Linked DNA regions of Mus musculus: all the other regions are linked to region 1. A link is a loop called in an ENCODE intact Hi-C map of the cell type or tissue named here. Cell type or tissue: heart. All regions are shown on one strand.

The links. A loop is a pair of places that touch in the nucleus more often than their neighbours do. Peaks named below come from ENCODE experiments on the same cell type or tissue, not always from the same donor. Only the 100,000 strongest peaks of a DNase experiment are listed, where the experiment ranks them.
Region 2: it touches region 1 in a loop (3-fold over the local background); 2 of 42 quality-filtered maps call a loop at or near these places.
Region 3: it touches region 1 in a loop (1.8-fold over the local background); 2 of 42 quality-filtered maps call a loop at or near these places.

What each region holds. Positions count from the first base shown.
Region 1 is chr15:26,892,366-26,900,365 of GRCm38, reverse strand. Fbxl7 (F-box and leucine-rich repeat protein 7) reads left to right here and starts at 4,802. Exons shown (of 4, transcript NM_176959.3): 1 at 4,802-5,353. The coding sequence starts at 5,317. In heart, a CTCF peak has its summit at 4,811; DNase peaks (open chromatin) are centred at 4,795, 5,425 and 5,815; H3K4me3 peaks cover 2,489 bases; H3K27ac peaks cover 1,662 bases.
Region 2 is chr15:25,990,159-25,998,158 of GRCm38, reverse strand. It overlaps Zfp622 (zinc finger protein 622), which reads right to left. Exons shown (of 6, transcript NM_144523.3): 4 at 6,594-6,706; 5 at 1,910-2,053; 6 at 1-992. The coding sequence ends at 865. Among named protein-coding and RNA genes, the nearest start is that of Zfp622, 9.8 kb to the right of the region's middle. In heart, CTCF peaks have their summits at 2,453 (motif pointing left) and 4,614 (motif pointing left); no DNase peak of the experiment used is centred here.
Region 3 is chr15:26,699,653-26,707,652 of GRCm38, reverse strand. The region is part of intron 2 of Fbxl7 (F-box and leucine-rich repeat protein 7); the gene reads left to right. Among named protein-coding and RNA genes, the nearest start is that of Gm52205, 38 kb to the right of the region's middle. In heart, no CTCF peak of the experiment used is centred here; a DNase peak (open chromatin) is centred at 4,332.

The DNA.
Region 1 (8,000 bases):
CTTCTTAAAAGAGCAAAATATTTGCCTTTTAGGTATTCCAGTTGGCTTTGAATAATGAAAATGCTAAGTGTCTAGGCTATACATCATTTTCATGATTCTGTTTTACGAAGCTTGTAGATGAGAGGCTGTAGGCGACTTCAGTAGGCTGTGTTTTGTCTTAGGAGTCTAGATTATGATCTATTCAACTCTTCTGTCCTTTCTCTTCGGGTCAAAAGATGCTCACATTCTTTTAAGCAGCATCAGAGGTAAAGGGCTGAAAACGGGGAGAAACTGGCAGAGCTTCCTCTGAACTTCATGTAAAACATTTTCCATGTACACTAATAAAATTCATTAGGCTATGGAGACCATGTCACTGAATGAGGCAGCCAAAATTGAACACCATGGAGTAGTTATATGCAGTAGCAGTCAGAATTTGACAATAGCAGAAGTAATAATTATTTATATTCTTGTTTTCTATCTGATATAAATATTAATTTAGTAAAGGCTCATTTTTTATAATGAATCAATACTGGTTAAAGTACTGTTTCTTCTTTTAGGTAATATGTACATTTAAACCCAAGCCTCTGAGTTTACTGTTTTCCACCATAGTCATAGTGACAGAATATGTAATATCCTGCTTTTAATTTAAGCAGGTGACTTAGACCCATGAAGGTAAATAAGTAAATTAAAGTGGAAAATATAAGTGGACAGAAGCACATATTATTCAATGGCTGAATTAATTTCTTCCTTTTAAAATAAATTATCATTTTTCAAGAATTTATTTCATTATATCTTATTTTATCCTACTTGAGTGCACAAGTCTCTTTGTAGGGTATGAGCCTGTGTGTAGGTATGGATGTGTGGTTAGAGGTCCATACTGGGATGTCTTTTCCCATAGCCTTCCACTTCATTCTTTATTTCATTTTATGCACTGGAGTGTTTTGCCTGCAAGTATGCATGTGTATCATGTGGGTCTCAGAGCATAACCTGGGTCTTCTGCAAGAGCATCAAATGCTAATGACCACTGAGCTGCCTCTCTAGCCCCTCTATGCTTTGAGACAGAGTCTCTCACTGAACCTGGAGTTCAACAATCCATATGGCTTGGGTATCTGTCTCAGCCCCCTTAGCACAGCACTGGATTTTAGAGGCACTTCTGGGCCAGCTCATGAGACTGTCCTGGAACTAACTCAGGTCCACACACTTGTGCCTCATATACTCTAAAAACTAAGCCATTTCCCCAGCCTCAAAGACTAGTATGTTCTGTGATGACTTCCAGTAGTTATTTATTTATTTTCAACAGAGGTTCTATCTTTGAGTGATTCCAAGTAGCATTTCCAAAGAGCCTCCACATCTGCTTTATTTATAGTGTCCTCAGAAGAACTGTGTTCCTTTGAAGACCTGGAAGCCAAGGACCAGAGGAAGAAAGGAGGCAAACTGTTGAGCACCCGAGAATAGCAGCTGCCTTAACATGGCTCTGACAGCCTATCACCAGTGTCAAGTTCATATTAACCTCAAGCTCTATGGCTTAGGGCATACAAGAACCAACTATGTTAACTATCAAGCTGGCGTCTAACTTCAATAAGACAAATAACACATACTCCTAGAAAAGAAGACATTTGTATTAATAAGAGATTTAATATGTTTATCAAAGTAGCCCAACAAACACTGAGTCTCCAAAAACAAACACTGAAAACAATAAAAAACAGAAATGAAAATAAAAATAGCAAATGATAGCCTGAATGTTTATCTTTTTTTGTATCAGGCTCACTCAGGACAATGTAAATAGGTGCTAGTTAATGCTGCCTATAAGTGTATGAGATAGGACCACTCACAAGAGCATGGGTTGTCTTCCTGGGTTCACATCACAAGAGAAAACTGTCTCTTCATCTCTCAGCAACTATCGGTTGCTAAAGGGTGCTCAGGTAGGGGTGGGAATTCATGAACCTCTTCGGTTGATGTTGGCTTGATCTTGTGAAGGTCTTATGCATGCAGTCACAGCAGCGGGGGTCATGTGTGCAGTGGCCCTATCATGTCTGGCAAACAGTGGTTTTTGCTGAAGATGTTTTGTTCTGCCACCATTGGCTCTTTCTGTCTTTCTGTCTGTATTGTGGCTACCCTGAACCCTGTGGGAAGGAGGTATGATTTAGATGTCCCATTTAGAGCTGAGCCCTCTACCATGTCTTATTCTCTGTATACTGACCACTTGTGGGTCTCTGTACTAGTTGCCATCTCATATACAAAGGAGCTTTTCTGACAAGAGTTGAGAGATGCACTACTATGGGTGTAAATGCTAAGAACTTAGGGGTGATTTAATACTATGTCTATTTAGCAGAAAAATAGTATTTGGTTCCCCTCTAGGGCCTATGACCTATGACCTAACCAGTCTGTTTTTGGTTCCATTGGCAGCAGGAGGTACTCATTCCATCCTGTGGAGCGAGCTTTCTCACTCCATTTCATGGTGACATAGACTGTTCCCTTAAACTCATGTTTCAGTGGGTTGGCACCTTAAAGGGGCATAGACAGAGAAGATGGAATACTGTATAGGCCACTGCTATTTCTTTCCTTGGCTTTCATCCATTCTGCAAGTGATGGATGAGCGATTCCTTGTGTTAGGAGCTAGGCTGGGAAGTCAAGTATGTTGGTGAAATACATATTAGTTCTCAAGAGGCTTGTAAATTGGTGATGAAAATTTGGGGGTTGGTAAGTATGCAAAAAACAAATTTTGGGCCTGCATAAAATCATTTATGCAACATTTTAATTTTGAAAAGTAGTGTGTATACTCAAATATGAATACACCTTGATGTTTAACAAGAATACTAATTTTCTTTCTTTTGATTACTGTTCTCAAACGTTCATGACGAGTAGGCCAACAAATATTTGTGTCAACTTCTATTTTTTTGAGTGATGTTAAGCATTTTTTTTTCCTATTTTGTTTTACAACATGCTTGTCCCAGGCAGCTTTACTTGAATAGTAAAGATCTTGGTAGATGGGCAGATCAAAAGACCAGGTCATTGACTCTGTGTTGAGTAATGGCCAAGTCAAGGCAACCCCTGGACTGGTAGGACGGAAGCTGGGTAGTCTGGAGCTCTCCTCTGAGGACTCTGGGTGGCTGAACTTTTTGAGCCTTGGTTTTGTTTTTCATCATTTCCATACTTTGTAAACCACAAAGAGGGACAGAGAGCATAAGCATAACAAACTGAAAATGCCACACCAAGCCTGAGATGAGCCTCACTTGCTTTCCTGAGTTAGTGCTGTCTATCCTCAGCTAAGCTGCCAAAAGGGTAAAATTCGCACAGTTTCTTAAATGGAGACATGAAACCTCCTGAACCAAGGGCTGTAGATTATCTCGGTGGGTAGACAGTGTTTGCCCTGCATGAATGAAGTCCTGGGTTTGTTCTTTTGCACCATATAAACCCAGGTAGGAGACAGATGCCTGCAACCCTAGCAATTTTGAGGGGGAGTGGAGGCAGATTGCTCAGATTTTCAAAGTCACCCCAAGGACCAGGCAGAATCCATCTTGTGCAGGAAGACAGCCCTGCTGTCTACTCATTTTTAGATTGATTTTGTGTTTTCTAGCAGAATCTTGTAGGGAGCCCATCATAAATTAATTTTAATTTTAATGTTTTTAATTTTATCTCATTAGACAAGTGTTTAGGAATTACACATTACTGTTTAGATATTTTAAAAGACATTAAAACATTCTTTTATGGCTTTGGAGTAGAAGACAAAAAAGGTTCCCAACACAATAATTATTCTGTTCTATCTTTGAACGTTTACACGTTTACTTAAGAATATGGTATCTGCATGGTTAAGGATAGATTTTAAACTTTGAAACATAATGTTTTATCTTTAATGAAGAGCATTGTAGGAACTCATCTAAGGAGAATTTACAAGAAGTCAAATCATCTCATAAGAAGCCATTGTTTACTAACTCCTGGGTTTCTATTCAAGAATTATGTATATATAAAGATAAACATATCACTAAGCTTTAATTTAATTTACAACATCTGTAAGGAGAAACTGCTGCGTGTTCGTTTCACCACCAAAAAAATCTGCGTGAACAACGTTCTGATCTTCAGTGAGACTTTCTAGGCACTTACATAGAAATGGAGTAGGACATTAAGATTCTCTATCTTTTTTTTTTCCCTATTTAATGGAAGGAACACCAAAGGGCGATTTAAAGGAGGAGGGGGCTTTGCAAACGCCACGTAAATCTCCAAACGAAGTAGTAAGTTACTAAATAAAAGATGGCATCAACTACAAGAAGAAAAATAAATAAATAAATGAGGAGGGAAAAAAAAGTCGTGTCTCGGAAGCTTTCAAAACTTCAGAGCCAGGAAACCTCCTTCTCAGGGCGGGGAATGTCTTTGCTCTCCAGAGACCACTCCCTTGCTAAGTTCCTCTCAAGTTTTCCTTACCCCTCCTCCATTCCTCGCGTTAGCCCCGAAACCCAAGGAGCCGCTGGAGATTGCCAGCACAGGTACCAGAAATGTGCCAGAACCGGACACTGACTGCATGTTTCTAGTAAACGTCACAAATGGGCCATTTTTTTTGTAGACAACTCCAGGGGAATTCGAAGAACGTCTTGAAGCCCACAGTCCACAGAAAACACAGCGCGCAGCACGGTCCTTCACGCCGGAGGGTTCGCGAGTGGCACGGAGAGCCAGAGCCCTGGCGGGGACCAGGAGCCGGAGCCCGGAAAAGGCGTGCTGCCCCTTTAAAAGGCCGCGCATCTCCGGGCCGGCCTTCCTCCCGGGGGCTCCAGCTGTGATTGACGCTGGGCGGCGAGAGGAGGCGCCTGGCGCTAACAAAAGTCCGGCCCGCAGGCGAGCAGCGCCGGGCCACAAGTCTCTGCTCACTCGGGGCACCGCAACAAGTGGCCGCCGCGCCCTCCCCGGGGAAGCCGCGGACGCACGGGGGCGCAGGGCGGAGGCGGAGGCCGAGGAGCCGGACAGCCTGGGGCAGGCGCGGCTCGGCTCGCACGGCTGGGGACCGCGGAGGCGCATGGGGACCCCACGGCGGTGGAGCGGCGAGTCTAGGGGCGGCACCCGGGCGCGGGCTGTGCTTCGCGCTGCTCCCACTCGCCCGGAGCGCGGAATCTGAGAGCTCCGGTGGTTGCTCTGGAGCTGGCTCGCCACCCTCGGGGGTGCCAGGAGCGGACCTAGTCCCACCCCTCCGGTCGCAGAGCACTGCGGACCCCCAAGCCCAAATCGGCCCTTGGAAGGGGCATGTGCAGCTAAGGGTCCGGTCCTGCCCGCTTTCCTCTGCCCCGCCGCCTGGGAGGTGCGCCCCAGCTATGCAGTGTCCAGGGAGGAGGCGGGCATGACGGCGACAGGATGGGCGCGAACAATGGCAAACAGTACGGCAGTGAGGGTGAGTGGGCCGAACGTACCCCCTCCCCCGACTCCCGGATCGCGCCCCCTCCCTTTCCTCTCGCACACAGCTCAGGCGCACCCTACTTTGGTGACGTCGGGGTAGCCGGCTTCCCTTTGGGCTCTGCTTGATCCAGTCTCTGGTACCTGGACGTGCCTTTCCACCACTGGGGTCTCTTAAGCAATTTTCCAGGTTGTCTTTAGGACTGCTCAAGTTGCATTTCTGCTGTGTTTCTGAACACGTGTGCCCCAGCTTTTCCTTCTCTGCGCACCTTGGTCTAGGTGATGGTTTGGCAGAGAATTGAAGCAGTCAAAACTTTCCCAGGCCTTTTTGTGCTTTAGTCCTCTGGACTTCCTCCTATCAGGAAAAAAACTTCGGGAAGAAGTTAAGCTTCCATTCTTTGCTAACTGCCCTGGTCTGACAGGTCTGTGAAACTAACCACCTATGGGTCCCGCGAGGCATGGAGTGGCTGGGAGCTTTGTCTGGGCTCTCTCGAGGCTCAAGACAGGCAGAGCACCATCTGTTACTCGGGGCTGGAAATTGCACAGAAATATTGCCTGTCAAGTGAGTACTTGGAAGTTGGGGGAAACTTTAAACTCCGCCTACTCCTAAAGGGATGATGGATGTGTGGGTTGCCTCCTCAGTCCCGCCTTCCCCGCTTTGCATAATACCAGTAGTGTTTTAACCCCTGTGATTAACAGCATGTCCCTGATATGCACAAAGCAAAGACATTTTCTACAGTTCAAGAGTTAAGGTCTGTATCGAGTGAACCTGGTTGAAAGGAGTGAGGAGACTGGGTTGGCTTTCCTGCCTTTCCCCAGAGCACAGGCGGTTACAAAGGAGGGAAGAGCCCTTTCAGACTGGCAGGAATGCAGAATAGCTATTCAGCATCTGGTGTTAAGGAACCGCTTATCAGCCTGTCCAAAACTTGGAGCCATAGTTACAGAATGTAGGGGCGTCTCTCCCTGTTTGTATCTGTGTTTACTTCTGAGCTACTTTGTAAAACTTATACTAAAAGCAAACCCTAGAAAAATCCACTCAATTAAAAAAATCATTCATTTCCAGACTATCATGTTTTGAATTCCATCCATATATTTTTTGTACATATGCAGACATACACATGCATATATAATAGTTTTGTCCTGGGCAAATACATGAGATAAATATTTGAAAGAAATGTTAATCTTTTTAGACAGCAAGTGTTGAAAGTGGGCCAAAAAAAGATTATTGGAGAGTCTTGGCCACTCATTCTCTGAAGGTATTGAAGTTAATGTTTTTAAAATGTGTGGGGAGACAAACAATGAAATGTCCTAAGTTGGAGTTATTCAAAGGGTGTTCGATAACTTTCAGCGTACTTGTCAATCCTGGATTTGATGATGCTGGAGGAGGGAGGAGGGCCTGAGAGGTACAAGATCATCACTGTGACTCACCAACCAAAGCAACTCAGGGATCTCCCAGTCCTCTGTAATGTGCGCTTACACCCCAGCATATTGTATCATACAGTGTGTGGTATATGACAACTTCCTGTCTGAACAGCAGAATTTTCAACCCTCGGGAGAGAAAGGGATAGACAGCAAACTAATACTCTCCAGCTGTTACCCATAAATGCTACCTCTGCATTTTCACTTCAGCTCAACTCAGATCTTACTGGGATCAGATTTAGATACACTGTGGACTTTTTATGGGGGAGGGGGTGAAAAAAATCCCTTGTGCTCAGCTGATCAGGGGAGGCCAATGGGAACGTTTGTGAGTTTTGGCTGGAGAGCCACACTGTGTTTAGTTTTCATCAAGTCCTTTCAGATGAGTCAAGATTCCTCTGTGATCGACGAGAAAGAAAATAGAGAAACCCAAGTAGCATGATCTCAGGTCTCCTTTCTCCTCTTCCTTCCTCTGTTGTACTGTGGTCCCTTTCAATAGGCTTTTATATATAATTGGGCATAGTAAATAAAGCTGTATTATGGTATGATAAAAATCCACACAGATGCCTGTTAGAATATGATGTGCCATCTTTCTTATTCAAAGTATCAAATTCAAAAGAAAGTGAACGCTATCCCTATCAGTTTTATCTATTATCAAAGGAGACTGAGAATCAGGATCATTTTCTAAATTCAGTGCAATTTAGGTGTAGTAGATTTCAAGCATAAAGGGGACCTTGTTAATGAGACATTAATGCACATAGTACATAATGTACATAGACTGTGTTGAACGTGTTCAATTATATGTCAGTGGTGTTTGTGTAGGCTTCAAAGCTACAAGTATCTATTTCTATAGTTCCTGGCAGTTGACAGTGTATGAACAGGCTTTGTATATTGCAAATATTGTTGAATTATTGGAAAGTTTAACTTTCAGTATTTTGTGGATGATATTTCTTTTCCCTGGGGGGAAAAACATTATATGACTTCAAAATGTCATTGTAAGAGGACCTTAGTATGTGCAGTGGGACAACACCTTATACCTTTCTGTCACCCCAGGATGGGGGGGGGTGGGGGAACAGGGTTAACATTGCTTGGAAGACTGTCAGAGTGGAGGTTTTGGATTCTTCCTGGGACTACATACTCATCATACATTGTGTGCATTATAGTCTTTTGATGTTCATGTGATAAAATAGAGCATGCACTTGGGAATTTGCTACTTAATTCAAACTTCA
Region 2 (8,000 bases), 900 kb after region 1:
CAGGAACGTCCTAGCTTTGACCTTGATATGGCACTTTGTATACTGAAAGAGTGTTTATTCACAAGCCTACTGCTGGGAAGTATATATTAGTATGGACTGGGTCCTCTGTTTCATTAAGCACTCACAAGCCGTGAGATAAAAGGACTAAAAGAACCACCCCCCAAAATGCACAAAGTGTATCACTTTCTCAAAGTCCCAAAGGTAGCTCAATGAATGAGCTTAGCTTCCCTGCCAGGGTATTATTAGTGCCTTCTCCTAAGCAACCTAAATTAAGAATCTCTTCAGAGATTTAACTGTGAGGCAGTCCTAAAAACTACTTAAAAGCTGGCAGTCATTCTTCGTTCTTATTTGGAAATAAAAACCCTGCATACCAAGCCCTTAACATGTTCTGTTCTTTTCTGCATTTTATCAACACACCCAGAGACATGGGCAACTTCCTAAGCCACATACATTCACAAGTGACATTCAGTTTTGCTCTTATATAATCCTCAAAGCCCCTGACGAAGGTCCCTTAGACAAGAAGTAATGAGTTATTCCAAATTTTAAACTAATTTTGGACTAGACAAATCGCTTGCGTTTCCCACCTTATGCTGACAGCCAGAAAGCATCTGAAAGCTGAGGCAGGAAAGCAACTGTCAGGAGGTCATGCAGGTCCTGGAGCCCAACAAGCAAGCCCAAGCTTCACATCCGTCCCCACTTGAAAGCTTTAAACACTGCTCAAATACGACATTGAAGACAACCATGATTTTGACTTTATTAGATCAGAACAAATGAAGTAGCAGCAAAGGAACCATTCGGCAATCTGGCTTCCCTGTCCTCAGACAAGGAGGGAAGTGCAGCGGGAGATGCATCTGTTTCAGCCTCTCAGAACCTCACTTGGGCCCTGAAGTGCATCTGCTTGGTGGCGTTGTTCTTCATTCCTATCTTCAGCATCCATTTTGATTTCATCCTCTGCACATATTGCATGTCCCGTTCACGCATGAGAGCTGCTCCTGTGGTTGGGAGGATGGTAAGCAATGAGGCTCTGATCTCTTATTTACTAACAGAGGAAGTCAAATCTTAGAATTCCCAAAGTTGGCTTAGGATAAGTGGGTTCTGATATTTAAAGACAGAATCTAATGTGGGGATTCCAAGCAATGGGGCTCAGAGATCTACGTGCATCTAAGAACTGTGCATATCAGAACTTTGTAAACAGTGATGTTTGCTACGTTTTTAGGCTCTAGGCTTTCTGGGACATCAGAAAGGAGCAAATTATCTTCACTACCTCCATTTGGACTTTATTTCCCAGAAGAGCAGAGAAGACAGTTTTGCACAGCACACTATGAGAGTTAAATAACAGCACATTGTAGTTTCAAAGCTTAATAACTTCAGCTGTCAGATTTACTCATTGCAATCTACTTCTATTGGGAAAAACTGCCAAAGGGGGCTGGGCTACCTGTAGTAAGTGCACTACCTCACACATGCATTGTGTCAGACAAGCCTCTCAACTCTAAGGTGGGTCCTCTTAATCATTTCCCTTGCACAAATGAGCAAGCAGAAGTGAAATTTAATAATGTTCATGACGTGAGATTAGAATGTGAAACTACATATGCCATGTTAGGCGCCACAGCTCCACTAAGGTACTATTTAATTTCTGAGTTATCTCCAGATAATTTCTGCATGTAATTTATAAGATTTTTTATAGATATTATCTTCTGGAAAGGTTCATGATGCATACTAAGTTACTAGACCAGGAATATTAATTTTTTAAGTCATGGAGTCTTGGACTTAAGTGTTCTAAGTATCCTGAGATAATGGGAGTCCCAGAAGTAAGACTCAAGCTTCCCCTGGAAAGGAGTCAGACGGACAGCACGAATGATAACCTGTCACCCAAGCGCCCACGAAATCCATGCATATAAGAATGGTGTACCTGTGCTGCCCATCCACCCCAGGGCTCGGTATTGCTGGAGAACTCTGCCCACAGCCTTTTGATTCCTAGCAACTGTCACAGCTCTTGGCAAGCCAAATCGCTGTTTGTAGTATCTCATCAAGGAGCGATGACCCACTCTGGCACCTGTTTTGAGAAGAGCAATATTTAAACACTGGTCTTTCAAGTCAGAGTTATAAACCAAAGGCTTCCCAAAAGATCTTGAATGGCACCAAGCCTTAGGAATCCTAGTAGGAAAACAGAAATAAGCAGGAATACACTACAGGAAAAACAGACCAATATTAGGAAAATATATAAAGGCTAAAAAGCCCCAAGAGAAAGAAGATGAAGCAGGGAATAACTCTGACATCAGGTCTACAAGCCATATTGGGAAAACTGAACCAGAACAAAAATGAAACCATCTTTTTTCTGGTTCAGTTTTCTCTTCCAGTCGTCTTCCAACAGGAGTAAATTTTACCACACAGGGAAATCTGATACCTACTGTAGATGTCTTTATTGTTACAAATGGAGTAATACTGGCATCTAGTGGCTGAAGGACAGAGATGCTACTGCACATATTAAAATGCACAGGCAGATTAACAACATCAAAGTATTATTTAGCTACATTGACAAAGCTGATACACTCCTTCCTAAATGATGAAAAACCACGTGATATCTCAAAAAGATTAAGCTAAATTCTCTTTAAACCTGTGGTTATTTGCAGAAATCAAGTGAAACAAAAAAACTTTGAGAAATGAATTCTTAACTTTAATTTCCAATATATGTTGATGTCATTACGAATATGGTTGTATACACCAATGCACAGGCTTACCATTAATAGTGCAATACACTAAGCAAAAAGGAAAGAGGGCCAGAGAGCTGGGTAAGCTGTGCTGACCTGGCAATCTGAGTTCAATTCCCAGAAAGCACATTAAGGTGGATAGAGAATCAAGCCCACAGAGTTACCTCTAGCCTTCCCATATGTACTATGGCATATGCACACAAATACCCGCCACCCACTCACAACCATAGTAAATACAATTTCAAAACAAAGAAAAGAGAATATACATTTCAAATTACGAAAACTAAGGGGCAATGTAAAGTCTGCAACTTCTCTAATTACACTAATAAAACCCATAAGTAAAGTTATTTACTAGATGAACAATTTGAGGTTCCTATAAGTATAAGTCTGTCTGTTAGAGGTCTGAAATCCACTCCACTAGTCTGTAAATTTTAATGGAACACAGCCACACTCACCTACATCTCTACTGACTTTTGAGCTACAAAGCAGATCTAAACAATTACTAGAGACAGAATGGTACACAAAGACAGAATGGTACACAAAATCATTGCTTTCTGGCCATTTATAGAGAAGTAACCAAATCATATGGCTTGACTTCTGAGCAGGGAAACTAATAAATATGTTAAGCTCTGTCTGGGATGGCTAATTCTAGGCTCCACCAGAAAAATGGTTTTCAAAAGGTAATTCTCCCATACTATCCTAAGAGATTGGTCCCTAGGCCAGTGGCATCAACATCACCTGTGGGTTTACTAATAAAAGCAGGCTATGTTTTTTAGATGAATATTAATTAAGATATAAGCAATCAAATACCTTTCCAAATAGAAACACATAAGGGTAAAACCCTGGGTATAGTACCCAGAGTAGTTTTCAACTTATGTAAATAAAACAATTGACAAATAAGCAAATATGAATAGTTTATCACATAAGCTGTAGAAGGCTATATTTGCTTTTAACATCTACGCCTGTAACTGACATGGAAAAGAGTGTCAAGTTATTTATGAGCTCCTGTATGCTTGGAAAGTATTTCCTTGTCACCCAAATGTGATGTTTTGTGATCAGACTCAGGTCTTGACAAAAAGAAACTTCCAATTTAATCTTGTGGTCTTTGGATACCAGTATGGATAGATAAAAGGTATCTCTCTAGAACCAGCTATTTGATGTGTTGGACATTTTCATGGCAAGACCTTGGTTTGTACCTGTGGTTCAACTCAGGGAAACATGATCTCTGAACATCCATGTGAGATAAATCTAATAGGGAAAAGACACATATCTAAGTGAAGGTCCTATCAGCAAACCTCAAGATTTACTGGGATTTCAAATTACAATGGTAGGCCAGGGTGGTACAGATCTGCAAGGATGATTATCCCTAAATGAGGAAATGATGAAGTTAGTAATTAGTAAACAGTAAGTCAACATGTATATTTGTAAGCACCATTTGGAAGAGTATCTTACAGCTTCTGAGAGCTGGTAGAAGAGAAGTGGGCTATTCTTGCTGTCAGTTAACAATGAGAACCTGGCATTAACACCATATATGGTGCGAGAGCAGCTCAAGCTGAAGGCCTTGGGAAGGACAGATTAGCTTAAGAAGGCTGTGACTGTCCAGTAACAAGTTATGTCTGACTTAGGAGGTGCCTGTCAATCTACCTTTCATCATGTAACTGTTGATCAAACTGTCCATTCCCGTGGAACACCCAATGCAACTGATAGCAAATACGAGAGTATCTCCAAACCTCACTTTCTAAGATGAACTGTGTATTTCTCATAGATACAACATCAGCTTCATCTGGCCAGCTGGCAGATAAATCAATGTGTATTTCACACCAATTTCCACCATATGAACTGAAGAATGAAGGAAGTGCAAAGGAACTGACCCAAGCCAGTCTTCCAAAGAAATGCTCCGAGCGCCCTCTACTGGTTATTTTCTTCACTGTTTCTGGAACCGTAGAGCTGCTGATTTGACTATGACACAATATGAGTATTATCTACACTTAAGGTACCACAACTGATGCTTTTGAAACCAGTTTAGAGCAAACTCTTAGGTGTGTGATTCTTCCAAAATTGGTTTTACACTAACAGCTATGCTAATGCTGGCACACAAATTGAGCTTACCCAGAAATTTCAGAGGTCATTTACTCAAAAAACTATTAGTGGATCCACACGCTGCCACTACATTTTTATACAAGGTTTGTTCAGAGATTTCTACTTCCTGAGTTGTGACAAATGTGTAATGAGGCCCAGGAGAAGATCAAGTACAGTTCTTACTTCCTGCCCGCCTCCTCTGCTCACTTTTCCTTTATTACTACAGACCGAAGACTCAAGTAAGTTTGCCTTCCCTTTGAAAGTCACTGCCACCATAGCAGTCAACAAATATTTATCCGGTTTTTAAGTATCTGAGACCCAGTACTACGATGAAATGAGACAGGACAGTCTGCTCTCAACTGTAATGGGAGCTTGGGGAGGAGGAGCCACTTCTACTGTTTTATAGCACTGTATGTATATACCTTAATGATGATGGAGGACAACTATTTCAAAAGTGTCAACAGAGAGAAGTTTAGTGTTACCAACATAAAGAATAATATAGCAAGGATAAATATACTAGTCACCTTGGCAGAATCATTATATATTATATACATGTACCGAAATGCCACACTGTATCTTATAAATAGGTAAAATTAATATGCATTTACTTAAAATACTTACATGTTTTTAAAAGGAAATGAGGGAAGACAAACAAGCAAGACAATGATTACAAGAGCATAGTGAATCACCAGTATTCTAGGAGCACAGGAGATATTCATGAATCTTCTCCCAAGGTGTAAAAGCAAGGAGTCTTGTGGTGGAGTGGAGTACCAGAAGCACCACTCATACAGAGACCCGGGAGAGCAGTATTTGGCAACAGGCACCAGAAGAAGCTCTCAGATACCTTGAAGGTAATGGCTCCCAGTGTGGAACCACACAGGGTAAAGCATGCTTTAGAAAGAAGGGGCTGGTGGTTATAAAGGAACCGGACAGATGATGTCCAGATGGAAAACTGACACAAACAAAATGGCCACACAGACAAATGCTTAAGAAGAAAAACATTCAAAAGGCAGTCAGGGGTTGCTTAATTATCTGAATGGGAGAAGACATTTCCTAAAGAGATACCCATTTGGGGCTTTGATTAACTTTAGAACACTCAGTGACCCTAAGAAATGTGCTTTCTACATAATTAAGTATTCCTTACCAATTTTTAAAAATGTAAAGCCCAGATGAAAACTTCACCCAAACAGAGCATGATCCTCAAATAGGATCATGCCTGTCAGTAATGTCTTTATAATATACTACAGTGAAATGAAGATTACAGTGTTCTACATGTCAGACACTGCTTTGTTAAGAATCACCATATTCAGCTTACTTAAGGTGTTATCTGATTCTCTGGGTAAGAGCTGAGAGTTAGTAAAATGAGGGCAGATTTGTCTTACAAGATCAACTAAACATCTGCACAGCCCTTGATACTTGTAAGGATACTGGTTCCAGAATTCACTCTCAGAAAAAGACATACACACATACACAGAAGGAAGAAAGAGGGAGAGATAGTGTGATGGATCTATTAGTTTACATTTTTTTTTAAAAAATTAATTAAATACCTAGTCAAAGTACTGTAAATTTGAAAAGAAAAAAGGAAAAACAATAACCCAATTTTAATGAAACAGTCAACCTAGAGCTAAGTAACTACTTTTAAAGTTTACAACTACTTGAGGAAACTCGCGCACACACACACACACACACACACACACACTAAAGGTTCACGTTCTTTCTCCTTCAGCGCAGCAGGTAACTGAGGAAGACATGCTTCTTCCACTATACACTGGCACCAAGCAACTTCGTTTGGACAAACACACTTACCAGAAGGAAGTATCAGCTCCATGGTTTCATCATCACATTCCAAGATCTTGTCTGTGGACAAGGCCTCAAGCTCAGCAGGATCCTGCCCCTCCTTGTAGTCTGGGTAGCTACTCCTGTAAGAGTGAAATAACACTAATAAGGAGACTTAACTAAACGGGAGACCTGCATTGGCAAATGTGGCCAAGCTACCAAATGATTCCAGGGAATGCCCACTACAAGAACTGAGTGATAAAAATTACTGTCAGAATTTTTCTGCCAACAAATGTGACCGAATAACCCTTAAAAGGACATTTTTCCTCTCTAGAAAGATTACCAAGCTGGGGCAGCGCATGCCTTTAATCAAGCACTTGAGAGGCAGAGGTAGGCAGATTTCTGAGCTCGAGGCCAGCCTGGTCTACATAGTGAGTTCCAGGACAGCCAGGGCTGCACAGAGAACCATGCAGAAGATATGAATACAGTGCTGGACACGCAGTCACACCTCAATTACAATACAGTCAAGTTCCACAAGTCTGCAGCCTAACAGAATTTTGTGATGACAGAAGAACAAATTTCTATGTGCCTCACATGTTAACTTTAGATATAAATAAAGTTTTTCAAGAACTGAATTTTTAAAACTGCAGATAATGTGACTAAAGCACTGAATTTCTAATGCGTATCTTTTATTTTATTTGAGCAGCCACAGGATATGCCTAGTAATTACCACACTGGACGGTATAGTTATAAAACTGTTTCTAAATATATCCAAAATTTGCTATTTAAATGGACATAAAGAGGAGTAACTATAGATAGTGATGGCGAGATGCTCAGTGGGTAAAGTACCTGCCATGCAAGCAGACCTAAGGTCGCCTGCCTTCCAGCATGCACATGAAAACCAAGCCCAACCCTGCCTGCCTAGAACCACACCAGGGGAGTGAAGACAAGAGTGTCTAAGGAGCTTGCCGGCCAGCCAGGCTGACTGAACTGGTGAGCTCCAGGTCCCAATGAGACCTTGTTGCAAAAAATAAAGTGCGATATGACCAAGGAAGACATCGGAATACCAAGTCCGGGCCTCCACATGGTATGTGCATATGTGCATACATAACAAAGGCAGATACACATATACACAAATAATAAATTTTAATTTAAAAAAGTAGTTGGACAAATAAACATTGAAATATTAACAGCTAAACAACCAACAGGGAATAGATAAAAGACTAAATCAGAAACAAAAATACCTCTGAGCAGCTAATTTAAGATGTAAAAGGGTTCACAATTACATTGCTCATAAAAAAAAAAAAATTAAAACCACTATATATCCAGCCATATGGCTAAAAAGAAACACTTGCCCCCACTAACTGTGGAACTATATAGAGAACACACGCAAGGAGGGGATGTGCCCACACTCACATCTTTTTGTTTCTTTTTGTT
Region 3 (8,000 bases), 190 kb after region 1:
ATACAACTTCCTACCTTTGCATGTTAATATGCTCCAAAACAAAATTTATAAATATGTAATAGCTTCGTTGTCAGGGGCTAAGTACTATTCTATATAAACTTAGATTTATGCAAGAATGTAGTCACAAGGACAAATGATTACTTATGTTATGTTTCTTTGCCAGCAATAGAACTTGCCACATAGTTTTAAAAATTATTTTTGTTTTATGTGTATGAGTCTTTTGCCTGCATGTGAGTATGTGTATCATATGCCTTGTGAGGTTAAAAAAGAAAAAACAAAAAACAAATAACAAATAACAAAAAACAACAACAACAAAAACCCAAAAAAGAACACTAGCTCCCTTTGAGTTGGAATATAGATTCTGGGAACTCCATTTGGATCCTCTGCAAGAGCTAGAACATCTATCCAGCCCACATCAGACATTGTCAAAAATAATTATAAAAATCAATACCCTATATGTTTAATATGAATTTATAATCCAATTCATCTCCCCAATAGATTTTGACATTTTGGGTATTGAGTGATGGATGAATGGATTGATTGCATTGATTCTGGAAAGGAAAGCCGGTTTCAGGGAATATATTAGATAAAGGGGTCTTAAAGGTAAGTAAGCTATGCATGTCTGTCCCTCAACCAGTCTTGCGATGAATGGCGTCAGTTAATTACAAAGAGAAGGAAGTGAGTGCATTCTAATGCTTTGGAGGGTTTAGAATACTCAGCTCAGTTAGTGGGTCACATAAGGCCAGGCATAGGAATCAGATATGGTATCACTAAAGGTGTAGGGTTAAGGTCTGTGATTTCAATAATGATGGATACTGAGGAATTTCACCAAGACAGAAAATGTGGTTTTTAAGGAACAGTGTGTGGTAGAGTAAAAATGAGAGTCCACTCATAAGCAGGTTAAACCTAAGACATCAGACAGATTTGATGGCCTTTACTATGTTAATAATAATACTCCAAGTTCCAAGTCTGACAAATAGGCTGAGGGAACTGCTTTTCTGTTAGTTCAGGAGAAATGTAGCATTCCTTAAAAGAAGCAAGACAGAGATAAAAAGAGGCCTGTCATGGATCCTAGAGATTTTTAGCATGATATTAATATTAACACGTGAATCATCCAATAAAATCGTGTTTTATGAGAAATTTCTCTCTCTTTTTTTTATTTTTTTATTTTTTTTACATTTTTGAACTAATACCATAAATTAGAAGTATCTTCCATTAGTAAGGTAAGGTGTCATAGAAATTATTTATTCTCTACCCAGGGTTTCTACCTTGCCTTTATCTTTCAGTTCCTGGAAAAGACATACATAATGTTTATATTGACAATAAGCCTTAATCAACACTAGAGATGGGCAGATATGTACCCTCTATGCTATTAGAATCTACTTTCCTATTGATAACCCCATGTTATTTTTTACTTACTCTGTTTCATATGGGCTGCTCTTAACTCCAATTGGCCAGCCCTCAGGGTCACGTTTTCATGTACCACCTAACCCATGGTGGCTTTTCCCTCCTCCTCCTCTCCCCACCTTCTTGACTCTGCTCTGAACCCCCTAAGCCTAGGAACCCTCAACCCTGCCTTGTCTTGTCTACCAAGCTATTGACTGTCTGTTGGCATCTTTGTTCACCAATCAAAAATAACTTGGGGACAAGGTCACATAACATCAGTCACTTGGGTCTATGTGTAGACTCTTTCACTTCTGGGACAACCCAATCTTGAAAAACCACTGTTAACATTAAAATACAAACAACGTCAGGCCAACCCACATTTCTCTTACTGCATGAACTCCTTACTCAGTACTTCAAACACTTGTAGTATTATAGTGTTATATGTGCTGTAAGGCTTCACCTGGAGGTCATTGAGTCAATGAAATTAGTTTTTTTTTTTTTTTTTTTTTTTTTAGGAGCTCTACCTCATATGCCATCAACTCCCCGCTCACTGTTTCTGGACACACACACCCATCCCCCATTTATTCACCATCCCTCCCATTCTCATTGGCTTCAAATGAGCAACTGTGCTATAGTCGGTTCATTTACAGAAACAGTTCGAGGCTTCTGTAGATATGGAAGCCTTCAGGTCATTAAAGATTCAGTGAGGAAAGTAAAATTAGCTCTAGCAATCTCATTCAGATATTTTTCCAACCTCGAATCAGTCAGCATGTGCACATTGTGCAAACATTCTCAGGGTCTGTCTAGTCTCAAGCATGGGCTCTCTGGAAGCACATATGTAGCGGTAGAAGAATTCTTCTCTTTAATATTATTACATTAAAATGATATCAAGATGGGTTTCCTGGACTACCTGGATACATAATTATCTCTGCACACATGTTACTGCACAGTTTAGCATGCCCTTATTTACATTATAGAAAGAATACAGTCATTTGAAAAGCCTAAGGAATAAATATCTTTTGTTTTTAAACTGGATGCATGTAGGACCCACACTATACAATCTTGGGATTCCTTGGTGTTTGCAGGAATGTGGATTTGGCTACATGCCTGCACAGATGCCTCCAAGTTCGAAGGGATGATGGACATGCTGCAGGCTGAGGCAGAGGACTTATAGGGAATGTGTCACCAGAAGGATCTTTAGAATCTAATGAATAGCAGAGCCCTTGAAAACTGAAATGTAGACTTTATAAATCGTGTTTCAAACACCAAACAACCAGGAGAAGTCAGGCTGACTCTGAATTGTCTATATCTCCATCCCTAAGCCTACTATTTAGATCTTTAGAAAGTGTTCTTCCTACAGGCTAGAGGCATCTCTCAGTGAGAGGCTATTTGCTGACCATGAGAAAGGCCCTTTCTGTCCTGCCCTCATAGATCTGGATTGTATTTCCTTCTGATACAGGATTCCCAAAGGTCAAATTAGAGTCTACCTTGCTTTAAAGTACTCCATTAAAATAGTAACTCTTACAGTCACCTTCATCGAGTACTGCAAAGAGCAGCCAAGAAGAATATAGTCCATTATGGGGGTATGATCTTATGACCTCATTTGGAATCACCCACCAAGATGGACTCTTCACCTTACACCCCCAAATCACCTCACAGCTTCTGAAGCACTGAGATGTGCTCCCTGCATTGTAAATCTTGATTTGGTCCTTTTAGGGAGCATGGGAGAGCCAAGCACAGAGTGGGACTTCATTCATGTGTGTCCCCAGCCTCTCCTTCCTTGCCATCATCTCCTCTCCCATTAGCCGTCACTTCTGTTCTATCTATCTATTGTCATCTACTTTCTTCCCTTCTTAGTGCTTCATCTTAGTGTCTTCATTAAGTGACTGACAGATAATTTTTTTTGTACTTCTATGCCCAAAAATTAAAATGGATTTCCTATGAGTCTTACAATGCGACTCTCCTCACCATTTCTCCCTGGGTTTTATTCTCATGCCAAGAGGGTAGGGTTGGTGCTGAATCACAGACCATGGGGTATGGCATCATGTTGTCCATTTGAAGGCATAGTAATTTGGCTACAGGAGATGAAACCCGGGACTGTCCATTCTTTCCCACAATTCTCTGATCCTTGCAGTAGCTATTGCAGGAGTCCCAGCTTTAGAGATCGAAAGGACTCATACCTCTCACTCGCTTCCCATTTCTCTGCAAATGGGGCAGAGGCATACAAATGTAACACATGGTCTGCATCTGAATGAAAACCAGATAGGCTGAGTCTTAGCAGGTGCAGAAGGGAACTCTGACCTAATGTTCCCAACTCAGTTACTCCCAAACTCTTTACCTGGAGAAGCTGGCAATCGCAGTGAGCTCTCAGTGACTTCAGGAAGAAATCACAGTATCTGCTGGGAAGGATCTGAATCTAAATGAGGATGCTTGTCTGCAAACCAAGGGACACATTGCTGGACACCAGCATGACACAGAATCTCTTTGCTGTTCTCTTTGAGGAATGAGCAATCAGTTATCACATCCCCCAAACATTTGAAAATCTCTGACCTATTATCATGAGAACAAAAGAATTGTAGACTCCTCCATTTTTTTTTTTTAAATGAAACCAGAGCCAAAATTCCAATGTGCTTTTACTCCCTCTTTTATTTTCATGATTCTCCAAGTTACGTCTTTGTCTTTGGGGTTTTGTTTATTTGCATCCAAACGAAAAGAGCATGTTAAGTAAAGTTTATGGAATAAAAAAATTACTCAGTGCTTAATAACACACTCTTGGAATATTTGAATACAGCTAATGTTACAGCAGTAAAACGATGTGCTAGAGGGCTTTTGGCAAGTGGTGGAGATTGGGACTTGTCCCAGAGCATGTTTTGTCACATAGTTGGTCATGGATACAAATGGAAAGAGTTCTGGATTCAGTCGCAAGGCTTCAGTTGGTCTCTGGATGCTGCTCAGTTGTTTTGTGTCCAGCGATCGAGAACTTGATCCAAAGAGAGTACTGGTTCTCTCTAAGGCCCAGGGTTCAACTAGAGCAAGTCCCCAGGGGCTCATAAGAGACAAACTCTCCTCACTTGGAAGCTTTACTTTAGTTGAGAAATGAAGACATTCTACTGTGGCCCTGAAGCCATCCTAAAGCTTACAAGCCCCGCAGGTCCTACCTTAAGTACGTATTTATCCTCAGGCCCCTTGTTTTCTCTGTTGCTAACACTGTGGAATCATCTCTCAGCTAGATTATTATCACAACTTCTTAGTCTATTTTTCTGTGAGAACAAAATTTTGAGATAAAAATATATGTACACATATTTTTATTCATGCACATTAATAAAAAGAGAAAGCATGGCAGGGAGGGTAAACAGAGCCTACAAAGTTTGAGCACTTAACCTAAGAGACAGAGACTGTCTCTCTTATTAGTCTCACTCAGATTATCAGGTCCCAGTATATGTATGGGAGATACTTTGAAGTATAGCCACTCCCAGGTGGAATACCTGAGGCTTCTGCGTTTTTCCATTTATGAAAATAGATTTATGAAAATCTCCAGGTTCTCCCCAACTCAAGAGGAAATCCTGGTCTTTGCCATACTAGGCCAGATTGTCAATGTGACTATTTCATGCACACACCCTCCTTGGACATAGCTCCCCTGCACACACCCTCCCTGCTCAAACCCTCCCTACTTATACCCTCCCTGCACACACCCCATCTGCACACATCCATGGACACTCCTTCCCTGCCCAGACCCTCCCTGCACACACATTCCCTGCACACACCCTTGGACACTCCCTCCCTGAACACAGCCTACCTGCACATACCCTCCCTGAACACACCTCCCTGCACACACACTCCCTGCACACATACTCCCTGGCACTCTGCTCTATTAAGTTCTCATTCTCAGCTTATCGCACCTCTCAGGGTACAGTGGAGATGTTACTTCCTCCAGACCTTTGCACCTGCAGATCTCTTTGCTTGGAACACAGCTCTTTCCTTGACTCATTTCCTCTTTGATTCAAGTCTTCACCCAGGAGGAGGCTGTCTTAAATCAGCAGGCACTTGTGTGTACACATGCGCTCTTGTTAGATGTTCCATATGGATATTACCATATGAAACCTTAGGACTTTCCTTTAATGTCGCTCTCTCCGCCTTTAGGAGACAAGGTCCAGCATGACCAGCTGCTTTGTTGGGTTTGTTTACTTTATTTTGTCGCAGTCATTGCCTGCCCTGGAGCTGTGAGGTCATGCATTGGTAGCTATAGAAAATAAAACTAGAAAACAAGAGCAAAAGAAGAGTGGGCTGTCTGAGATTGCTGTCCCTGTGTGCAGATAAGTGTAGAGAACAGATAACATGCCAGAGTAACATTCTCCCTGCAAAGTTTCACCTCAGCATCTCCTCAGATCAAAACCCCCCAGTGTGTGTAAATTGTCTAAATTCCCTGATCTAGAATTTGAGGGTTTTTGTCTCATCACTTTTGTCATGTAACAAAATGCATCTAACCTGTGTGTTCTCCCAACTGAATCTGTACACATAGTTCCCATCTTATGCTTTTCACAAAAACCCTTGACAAATGTAGCCACTTCATTAAGCTTCCCTGGAGCTTTCTTCATGGAACCACTAATATAACCATATTCTACCATATTGATTGCATTTCTTTTTTCTACCTATTTATAGGTACACATAAGGGAAACTCTTTCTCATATATACTAGAATGAGTAACATACCAACATACTATTATTTATTGACAGTGTTTTTCATGGTATCATACTCAAAGGTTTAAGGTTTTGAATGAAGAAACATGAAAGTCAAAGTCAAGGCTCTACTGTGTCTCTGTTGTCTTCTGAGATAGCAGCACACATTAGTGCAAAGGGGTTATTTACAGAGAAACACTAGAGAAGGAATAACTAAGAAACTGGAGAATGTCTGTTGAATGATAAGAGTATATTATCTTAGATTACACTTACTGATCATAGTGACACTGTTCTTAATCCTATTTCTTAGAAAATGTACTGTTTGATCTCTTGTGGCCTATCTAATGATCCCTTCTGAAGACACATCCATGCTTGTTTCTAGAACTAGTGATTATGTTAAGGTACATTGAAGGGCTTTGTTGATGGGACTAAGGAGATTCCTTAGACATGTGGAGATTATTCTCAATCATGGCAAAGATAAAAACCAAAAACATTGTAAAGGGTGGTTCTGAGGAGAGAGAAGGTGCCATAATGCAAGGTTCCCATGTGAACTCAACTCTATAGAGCTTTCTGGGGAGAAACACTCTCTCTCTCTCTCTCTCTCTCTCTCTCTCTCTCTCTCTAGGACTTCTAGCCTCCACATCTGTAAATTAATTCATGTTTGTTATTTTCAATCTTTCATCTTGTGGTAATTTGTTATAGTGGTAATAGTACACCAGTAAAATAAATGAAGGCTCTGACAATTAAAACAGACAAAGTTACCATCTTTGCTAAGTTTTGTGGAACAATGTAGTCTGACAGTTGCTCAACTCTGCTGTGGATCAGGAAACTATCCATATACAATGTTTAATTGAATAGTGTGTGTGTGTGTGTGTGTGTGTGTGTGTGTTTAGGTATGGTAACTTTGTGTCTATTAAACTATTTATAGAAATAGATAATAAAATGAGCATATCTATGGGATATTGTTGGTGATATACCATATAAGTTATATATTGCTTCACATCCGTATATTAAGTGTACCATGTCTACTACTGACCTTGACCTAGACATTGGATATTCGGCAATGGTCCTTGGTAGAATCTCCAGCAAAAACTATTTAAGGATTTTACTATAAACATCCACTCACTATTGATACACTGTAGGCATCTTCAAAGCATCAGATTTTGATGTGAGCAATGTGTGTGTGTCCAGAGTTGTCAACAGTAGTCCTTGATGATCGTGGCTTTGCCTCTTCTTCTGACAAGATCACACTGTGCTTTAAGAAGGTGACCCCTTTTTATTGCTATGATTATGTAACTTCACAAAAAAAGAAGTTTTCTCCTATCTGTCTCTACAAGGGCTTAAGTTTAGCTAGACAAACATGCCCCATGTTTTCAGGATTGCCAATTCTCTTTTGTTTATAATTGACTTCTGGTATGACTCTATGGAGCTGAGACTTCACTCCTCCCAGAAATCTCATGCCGACAGTGTAGCAGTTAACCAAAGAGATTGCTGAATACCAGGACTCTTACTTTGTGGCACATAAGCTCTGCTCTGTGCACATGAACGCAGCATTTGTCTGAAGGAAGGAAGTTGATGCAGTCTGTTAGAGCCTGGCTACCACACAATACCACCATGGTCATATTTCATATCAGGATGAAGGGACATGTCTGCCCATATGTCTGCTCTAGTAACAGTCCCCGCTGACTGCTTTGTTACTGGACTTGTTGGCCTGTCTACTTCCTTGCAGACTTAGCAGCTCAGACTCAATTTCCCTCACTCCACATCAAGCCTCTTTCACTATGTTGTTCTTTTCTGTTTCCCCTAATCCCTTGCACTATATTTGCAGTTTCACTAATGGTCCATAAAGTCTTGATATTTAGAAGACTTTACATATATCCTCAATCATAGTCCTCCATATTCACAAACTAAGATATAGTTTGTTTAGAGCTTATCATA